2 separate regions of the Homo sapiens genome follow, and region 2 is linked to region 1. A link is a contact called in ENCODE Hi-C or POLR2A ChIA-PET data. All regions are on one chromosome and are shown on one strand. The core of a region is the stretch at or near the end of the contact, and the rest is flanking DNA. Distances in the headings are between cores, read along the strand shown.

Region 1 (4,200 bases), core at 884-3,383:
AAGGGAATTACCCTGGACCAGAGACATCCTGCCAGAGCTTTTGGCATTTCCGTTACCAAGAAGCATCACGACCCCGAGAGGCCCTCCTCCAGCTCCAGAAGCTCTGTTGTCAGTGGCTAAGGCCAGAGAAGTGTACAAAAGAGCAGATCCTGGAGTTGCTGGTCCTAGAACAGTTCCCGACTGTCCTTCTCCAGGAGATCCAGATCTGGGTCAGACAGCAGCATCCGGAGAGTGGAGAGGAGGCAGTGGCCCTGGTGGAAGACTTGCAGAAAGAACCTGGAAGACAGAGGCTGGAGGTGAGCTATAAAAACATAGTTCCGAACAGTTAAAATAGAGGTATGTGAGAGACAGAGCTGCCTTGGGTTACTAGCAGTGTGGGCATACTTCACTATTGATGTTAAACTGGAATTTGCTTATTTCGTGGTCATGGTATCTGCAACTTTCCTTCCAAGTTCAGGCTGACTCTTCAGAGAATGCACAACATTGGCTGCTCTGAGTGTCCGTCCCTGCCATTAAATAAGAAAATTGCTTAAAATGGTATGAGCCTCACTGTGATCAGGGAGGAGCACATGTGACAGGGATGTCTTTTTGGAGAACAGCTCTCACTCTGTAGCAGCCAGCCAGAGGCAAGCGGCTTCGGTGGTCTTTGTCGACATTATTGAGCCTATTGCAAAACACCTGAATTATCCTATGTCTTTTTGCCTAGGGTTTGGCAAGGCAGGTAGGAGCAGTCCCCAGAGAGCTGGGTGGCCAGGATGCAGTGGTCCATGGCCTTATCTCCATAAAGCCTTCCACATGTCTGCCGTCTTTACTGCTGTTGCAGGCTTTTGCATAAGACTGGCTTTTTCCTCTGCTTTTTTTTTTTTTTTTTTTTTTTTGGAAAGGGAGTCTCGCTCTGTCACCCAGGCTGGAGTGCAGTGGTGCCATCTCGGGTCATTGCAACCTCCGCCAACCGGGTTCAAGCGAGTCTCCTGCCTCAGCCTCCCTAGTAGCTGGGACTACAGGCGCCCACCACCACGCCCGGCTAATTTTTGTATTTTTAGTAGAGACTGGGTTTCACCATATTGGCCAGGCTGGCCTCGAACTCCTGACCTTGTGATCCACCCACCTCGGCCTCCCAAAGTGTTGGGATTACAGGCGTGAGCCACTGCACCCAACCTTTCCTCTGCTTTTTTATGTTTGGGATGTTTAAGTTTTAGTCCCTACAGAATTTTGACCACTTCCAGTCCTTGAAGAGGGACAGGATGTGCTCTCAAAGAAGGAGCCCTCAGGATCAGTACTGAGTTCTCTAAACATCCATCCGAAGCAAGCACAGACAGAATCTGTCTGTTCCAGGCAATGGTGAAGTTCACAGCAGAACCAGAGGAACAGTTGAAGCACAGCCCCAAAATAGAACGAACTCTAGCCCGTCCGCAAGAGTGATAAGAAATCGCAGTGTGGGCCCACGCGCGCCGCACGGCCGGGTCGCCGCCGTACCGTGGTGTACGTGCAGAATGCGCAGAGCGAGCGGCACCCGCTTACCCTGCGCTCCTCCGCAGCCTGGGCCGGGCCGCCCGGGACGCTGAGGCGGTGGCGGCAGCCGAGGGGGCCGGTCTTGCGCTCCGCAGGCTCGCGCGCCCGAGCCCGGGTTGCCGTTCGCCGCACAGGCCGCGTTCTCTCAGCCCACGGCGGCGATTAGGCGCTGAGGCGGCCGCCTGCGCTGCGCCGGAGCCTAGGACTCGGAAGCGACCCGGCCGAGGGCCCTGGGTGCCAGCCTCCTTGAGTCAAGGGTAGCGGGTGCATGGCGCAGTGACGGCCCCTATCTCTCTCTCCGCTCCCCAGCCTCGGGCGAGGCCGTCCGGCCGCACCCCTCCTGCTCAGCTGCGGTCGCCATGGCCAATGACAGCTGCGGGCCCGGCGAGCCGAGCTCGAGCGAGCGAGACCGGCAGTACTGCGAGCTGTGCGGGAAGATGGAGAACCTGCTGCGCTGCAGCCGCAGCTCCTTCTGCTGCAAGGAGCGCCAGCGCCAGGACTGGAAGAAGCACAAGCTCGTGTGCCAGGGCAGCGAGGGCGCCCTCGGCCACGGAGGGGGCCCTCACCAGGACTCCGGCCCCGCGCCGCCCGCTGCAGCGCCGCCGTCCAGGGACCGGGCCCTGGAGGCCAGGAAGGCAGCGAGGCGCCGGGACAGCGCCTCCGGGGACGCAGCCAAGGCAAAGGCCAAGTCCGCGGCCGACCCCGCGGCGGCCGCGTCCCCGCCTCGCGCGTCCCCGGGCCGGACAAAAGCCATGGCTGCTTGTTATCCGGTCAATGGAACGGGTTATGTACGTCATGTTGATAATCCAAATGGAGACGGAAGACGTGTGAAATGTATTACATTACGTTAAAGAACGGGATGCCAAGGTAAGTGGAGGTATACTTCGAATTTTTCTAGAAGGTAAAGCCTAGTTTGCTGACATTGAACCCAAATTTGATAGACTGCTGTTTTTCTGGTCTGACCATCGCAACCCTCATGAAGTACAACCAGCATATGCTACAAAGTACGCAATAACTGTTTGGTATTTGATGCAGATGAGAGAGCACGAGCTAAAGTAAAATATCTAACAGGTGAAAAAGGTGTGAGGATTGAACTCAATAAACCTTCAGATTCAGTCAGTAAAGACGTCTTATAGAGCCTTTGATCCAGCAATACCCCACTTCACCTACAATAATTGTTGACGCTATTTGTTAATTTGTGAATACGAATAAATGGGATAAAGAAAAATAGACAACCAGTTCGCATTTTAGTAAGGAAACAAACAACTTTGTGTGTTGCATCAAACAGAAGATTCTGACTGCTGTGACTTTGTACCGCATGATCAACTTAGAATCTGTGATTGCTTACAGGAAGAAGATAAGCTACTAATAGAAAATGTTTTTACCTCTGGATATGAAATAAGTGCCCTGTGTAGAATTTTTTTCATTCTTATATTTTGCCAGATCTGTTACGTAGCTGAGTTAATTTCATCTCTACTTTTTTAATATATGTCAAGTTTGAATTGGAATAATTTTTCTATGATTAGGTACAATTTATCAAAACTGAATTGAGAAAAAATTACAGTATTTCTCAAAATAACGTCAATCTATTTTTGTAAACCTCTTCATACTATTAAATTTTGCCCTAAAAGACCTCTTAATAATGATTGTTGCCAGTGACTGATTAATTTTATTTTACTTAAAATAAGAAAAGGAGCACTTTAATTACAACTGAAAAATCAGATTGTTTTGCAGTCCTTCCTATCTTACACTAATTTGAACTCTTAAAGATTGCTGCTTTTTTTTGATATTGTCAATAATGAAACCCAATTGTAAAACAGTCACCATTTACTACCAGTAACTTTTAGTTAATGTCTTACAAGGAAAAAGACACAATAAGAAGAGTTTAATTTTTTTTTTTTTTTTGAGTCTTGCTCTGTTACCCAGGCTGGAGTGCAGTGGTGCATTCTCAGCTCACTGCAACCCCACTGTCTCCCAGGTTCAAGCAATCCTCCCGCCTCAGCCTCACAACTAGCTGGGACTACAGGCACATACCACCATGCCTGGCTAATTTTTGTATTTTTAGTAGAGACTGGGTTTCACCATGTTGCCTAGGCTGGGGTTTAAGTTAAATTTTTTTAAAAACTAAAGTGACTGGCACTAAGTGAACTTGAGATTATCCTCAGCTTCAAGTTCCTAAGATAAGGGCTTTCTTAAGCTTTCAGATACATGTATCCTCTAGATGTAGACAATAATGTCCCATTTCTAAGTCTTTTCCTTTGCTTCTCCTTAAGTTGATTGTACTTCCAAATTTGCTGTTATTTTTTTTCCTAATACTGTGATTTATTTGATCTACAGACAGGAACCTTGTCTCTGTTGAAGAGCATCAAGGGAAGATTACATACGCCTTGAAACCGAAGTGTGTTGTTACCGACTTAATGTGCAGTAACTCCTCAGATATCTGTTAAGGCACTTCCCAGATGTGATGCCAGTCTTCTTACCTGTACTGAAAGATGTTTAGCTTAGAAAAAAAAAAAAGTGCAAAATCAGATTTAAAAAAAAAAAAAGTAGCAGCAGTGTGGGGAGGAAGGAAGTACCCTTCTGTGGGGAGGGCATAGAAGTACTCTGTGAGTGCAGAAAGTGGGGTAGAAGGTACAGCTCCCTTCTACTTAGAAGATTGGTGTGTTGACCTCAGGCTGACCGCATGAA
Region 2 (4,200 bases), core at 837-3,336, 1.2 Mb after region 1:
CCTTCTCTCCTCTTGCTGCCTCTATCACTACGATGTGTCAGGGCCCCTAATCCATGTGCCAGCACTCCCTCATCTAGGTGCTCACTAAAGGAAGAGTCTCCAGCACCTAACTCAGGGCCTGGCACACAGCAGGTGCCCAATCAAGTCTGTTCAAACAATGAATCAATCAATCAATCAGTCACAAACCACCCACTAAATAACACTCTCACTCATCCTACCCTTCCCCCCGCCCCCGCCCAAGTGATAGACGGGACGAACCAAGCTTGCTTTCACTGGGTAATTGTTCTCTTTTCTTCCTGCTCTCTTCTGCCCACACGGGGTGCCCGCAGATTTAAAACGCTATTAAGGGGCATCGGGCTGCAGAACCTGCTTCCGATGTGGAGCATGCAATTTGCCTATAGCTCTTCTCTCCGCACCACATACATAAATCCAACTGCAGCCCAAGACCCCAGGATGAAGGTGTCTTCCATTTCTACCTCCCTTTTATCAACCACCCTGGAGTCACTGCCTGACAAATGACTCAAAACTGAAATAGCTGCCAGGCCGGAAAAAGACTGACTACGTCAACCTTCACAGGCACAGCTTGTGGACCCAAGAGCCTCCGGTCTTGGGACACCAAATGGACCCTGAGGTGGGGTAGACTTTGTGTCCTACTCTTCCCCAGACCCCCACGCAAGCCTTCACCAACATGCCAGGAATCCTCACAGCTCAGATCAGCACACTGAGCATCAGTTCCTCCTATGAATGGGGAGACTGGGACCCAGGGTCCCAGAGGGCTTGGCCCCATAACGGTCACTGGAATCTGGTCCAGGATACAGACCGTGGAATCCTGCCTCCTCTCCTGGTGCTACTGCTAACTTCCTTCCCTTCCTCTCTCTATTGGGCCGATAGAGTGGAACCAAATGGTCCAGACACCTGGCATTCTCTGCCCTGACTACCGAGGAGAGTCAAAGTCCAGCCCGCCTTCCCCAAGGTCAAATTCACCGGGATCCAGCAGGACCCAAGAGCGTCCAGATTAAATCTGCAGGGGCCTGGGTCCGCCCCCTCACCCACAGTTCGTTGGGTCAGGCCTCTAGAGAGATGTTTCTTTGTTCAAAGACAATGGGAATGCACTTTGGGGGCTTAGAGCAGCAACACAAAAAAAGTATCTGGTATCTCCCGGGCACAATCCCCCAAGAGAAAAGCTTCTAAAGCAACTACGAAAGAGACAGGGGGAGTGGGGGCGTAACATCGCGCGGTGTGTCTCGGAGCCAGGGCAAGTGTGGTAATTAGAGTCAGGCTAGAGGGCTTGCTCTGGACCTGCCAGTCTGGCCGCCACCCAGGTGGACAGGTGGGTGTGCCTTTGAGTGCGACCTTTCTCTGCCGCTGGACAGTTCTGCAAACCGAAACGAGGGACCCTGGCAGGCGGAACGTGAACGGCTCGGGGCTCCGCGGCCAGGCCCGCGCAAACCCTCCCCTTGTGAACCCCGGGCCCTCGCTCTGCGCCAGGCAGGCAGCCATCCGGCCTGGGCGTCCAAGGCGCGGGGCATCGCCGCTCGCGTCCTCAAAGACAAGCAGTCTCTCTTTCCAGGATCAATAGTAATTTTTTAAAAAAAAGAGTCTGCGGACTCAATGAATCAACCACTCCCTGGGGAAAGAGTAGCGGCTCCCGCGCGCAACATCCATTTGCCAAACAATTCATTCCCTCGCGCAGAGCTCTCGGCGAATTCCCTCGCGGAGCCGCGGGGTGCCGGCCGGCCGCCGCTCCCCACCATTGTCCCAGGGCCCCGGCCCCAGCCGCGGGGCCCCCTCCCGGGACACGTAGTCCCGCGGGGGCTCCGAGCGCTTGGTCCCGGCCCGGCCCGGGGTGGTGAGTCCCCAGCGCAGGGAGCGGGGGCGCGGGTGCTGCGGCCAGAGCACGGCGTCCCCGCCCGGCCTGGATACTCACTGCCGGAGACGATCCCCGCCGCCGCCGCCGCCTCAGAGACCACTCCCGGCAGCCCGCGCGAGCTCAACAGGCTCCGCCGCGGCTCCCGTCGGCCGGCTCTCCACAGGCAAAAACGCTCTCGCTGCGATACAGCCTAGGCGCCGCCAACAAACTAGTTTCTCCGGCCTTCCCGCCCCGCCTCCCGGCCCGAAGAGCAGCAGCCAATCAGAGGCATCGCCTCTGTGACGGATGGGCAGCCGAACCCTTCAGTGCAGCCGCAGAAAAGAAGGGGGTGGGCCCCAGGCCGCGCCGGCACCGGGGGGTGGGGGGCCGGGGGCGGGGAGGGGGGGGGACCGGGGGCGGGGCGGGGCGAGGAAAAGGACTTCGACCAGATTCTTAAAGAGACAGGCGCCTGCCCAACCCCGCCGCCCAAGTTTGGGAACAAAACGCGACGGTGTTCTAGAGCTTTCCAGAGGGAGCACTGTAGATTGCATATGCCTCTTTTGTGTTCGGGTCACAAGTGTTGTAGATCTCTTTAGACTCTTCAGAGCCACACTAGTAGTTGCCCGAGTGTTAATGAAACCCTGTCTTTCACTCTGGGCTTGTTTGAATGTTTGGGACTTTCTGCAGCCTCCAAACCCCACCTGTACTTGAAATCTGTATTTTTTGGAGTATTTCAGCTCTCCTCTCTGTGTCATTTCTCACTAAACTCCTTTCGTAAGCCAGCCTTTAAATGTTCGTTCATTCATTCATTCATCCATCCATCCAATAATTTCTTCCAGGAACGTTTCCTGGACGCCCACACCATGCACTCATCTTGGAGGGGGAGAACGGTTTGTGATTCTTCGTCCTTTTCCCTCCTGACTACTACTTCAGCTTACTGTGTGTGTCCAATCTCATCCGTAAAGCGGCAGATAAAAACTCCTCATCGGATTATTTGGGGGATTAAAGGAGACAAATTCCCAGACAAATGAGTGCGCAATAAATGTCCTCTCTTTTCTCCCTCCCAATGAAAATCGATAATTCAAGTAGGTTGCTTAAGGATACAAAAGGTAAAGCATAGAAAGTGATAAGAACGAAAGAGCCAAGCCTGGGGCGGGGAAATTCCCAGGAAGCAGAGGTCACCCTGACGGAGGTGGAGGTGGGAGGTGCAAGGAAGGTCTAAGAAAGTGTACAAAGATTTGGGAGAGGGGATAGGATTGTGACTAGTGGAACCTGGGAAATAGAGCCCCTGGGTAGAAAGCTGCTTAGACAGGACAGATATGCCAGGGTTAAAAGACTGGGAGATGATGAGAAGATACCACCAGGGAAGGCATTTTTGGGAAACAGCTTGATGTTCTGGGTTTGAAGCCCCGCCCTGCCCCTCAAGAGCTGGGTAGGACTGAAGCAGATGGCTCAGACTCTCTGGTGTCTGGTTCTTACTGGTGAAGAGGATTCTAAAACCTTTCTTGCAGGGGTATGGGAAAGATTAAGATAACATATGGAATAGGCCTGGCATGTAGTAAGTGCTCAGTACAGATTTGTGCTTCCATTTGGCCCAGATCTGCAGACATCTAAGGCACCAGGGTTCTGATATTTATGAACAATATTGGCCAGAGGTAAGAAGCTTGCCAAGTGCACTGTTAAGGTGCCTTCTGAAGAGAAAAGGTAGTGAGAGGTGAAGCCAGCTGGACTTTCTGGGTCCAGTGGGGACTTGGAGAACTTTTCTGTCTTACAAGAGGATTGTAAAATGCACCAATCAGCGCTCTGTATCTAGCTAGAGGTTTGTAAAATGTACCAATTAGTGCTCTGTAGAAATGCACCAATCAGCACTCTGTGGCTAGCTAGAGGTTTGTAAAACGGACCAATCAGCACTCTGTAAAATGGACCAATCAGCAGCACATGGGCCTGGACAAATAAGCTAATAAAAGCTGGCCGCCCCCCAGCCAGGAGCAGCAACCCACTTGGGTCCCCTTTGGCGCTGTGGGGGCTTTGTTCTTTCGCTCTCCACGGTAAATTTTTCTGCTGCTCACTCTTTGGGTTCACGCCACCTCTAAGAGCTGTAACACTCACCGTGAAGGTCCGCAGCTTCATTCCTGAAGTCAGCGAGACCACCAACCCACCGGAAGGAACCAGCTCCAACACATTAGCATCAAAGTAATTACTTCATTAAGGAAATGACAGAGATCACATTTGTAGTTTTATCCTGCCGATTTTCTAGCACTAGAGTGTTTATAGAATTGTTGGTTGAATGAAGCTCCACATGCAAAATTGATTCTTGGCAAGTTTATAACTGTTGCTTATTATTTTATGCA

What was found. A loop is a pair of places that touch in the nucleus more often than their neighbours do. ChIA-PET counts read pairs that join two places held with the same protein, here RNA polymerase II (POLR2A). Pooled maps may share reads with other maps.
Region 2: a pooled map shows a loop between it and region 1 (5-fold over the local background). The contact joins the promoter of KLHL25 here to the enhancer-like site in region 1. A Hi-C loop is called at or near these places in 6 of 50 pooled maps. POLR2A ChIA-PET finds 5 or more read pairs at or near these places in 2 of 52 experiments (activated T-cell and activated naive CD4-positive, alpha-beta T cell).

The regions. Positions count from the first base shown.
Region 1 is chr15:84,632,003-84,636,202 of GRCh38, forward strand. It overlaps the pseudogene SCAND2P and the pseudogene EGLN1P1. Among named protein-coding and RNA genes, the nearest start is that of WDR73, 20 kb to the right of the region's middle. RefSeq lists silencers at 1,386-1,735, 2,206-2,285. Within about 2 kb of position 2,134, at least 6 of the 41 ENCODE cell types and tissues checked have a DNase peak (open chromatin) inside an H3K27ac peak, as active enhancers do.
Region 2 is chr15:85,792,839-85,797,038 of GRCh38, forward strand. KLHL25 (kelch like family member 25) reads right to left here and starts at 2,087. Exons shown (of 3, transcript NM_022480.4): 1 at 1,928-2,087. RefSeq lists silencers at 1,758-2,057, 2,208-2,277.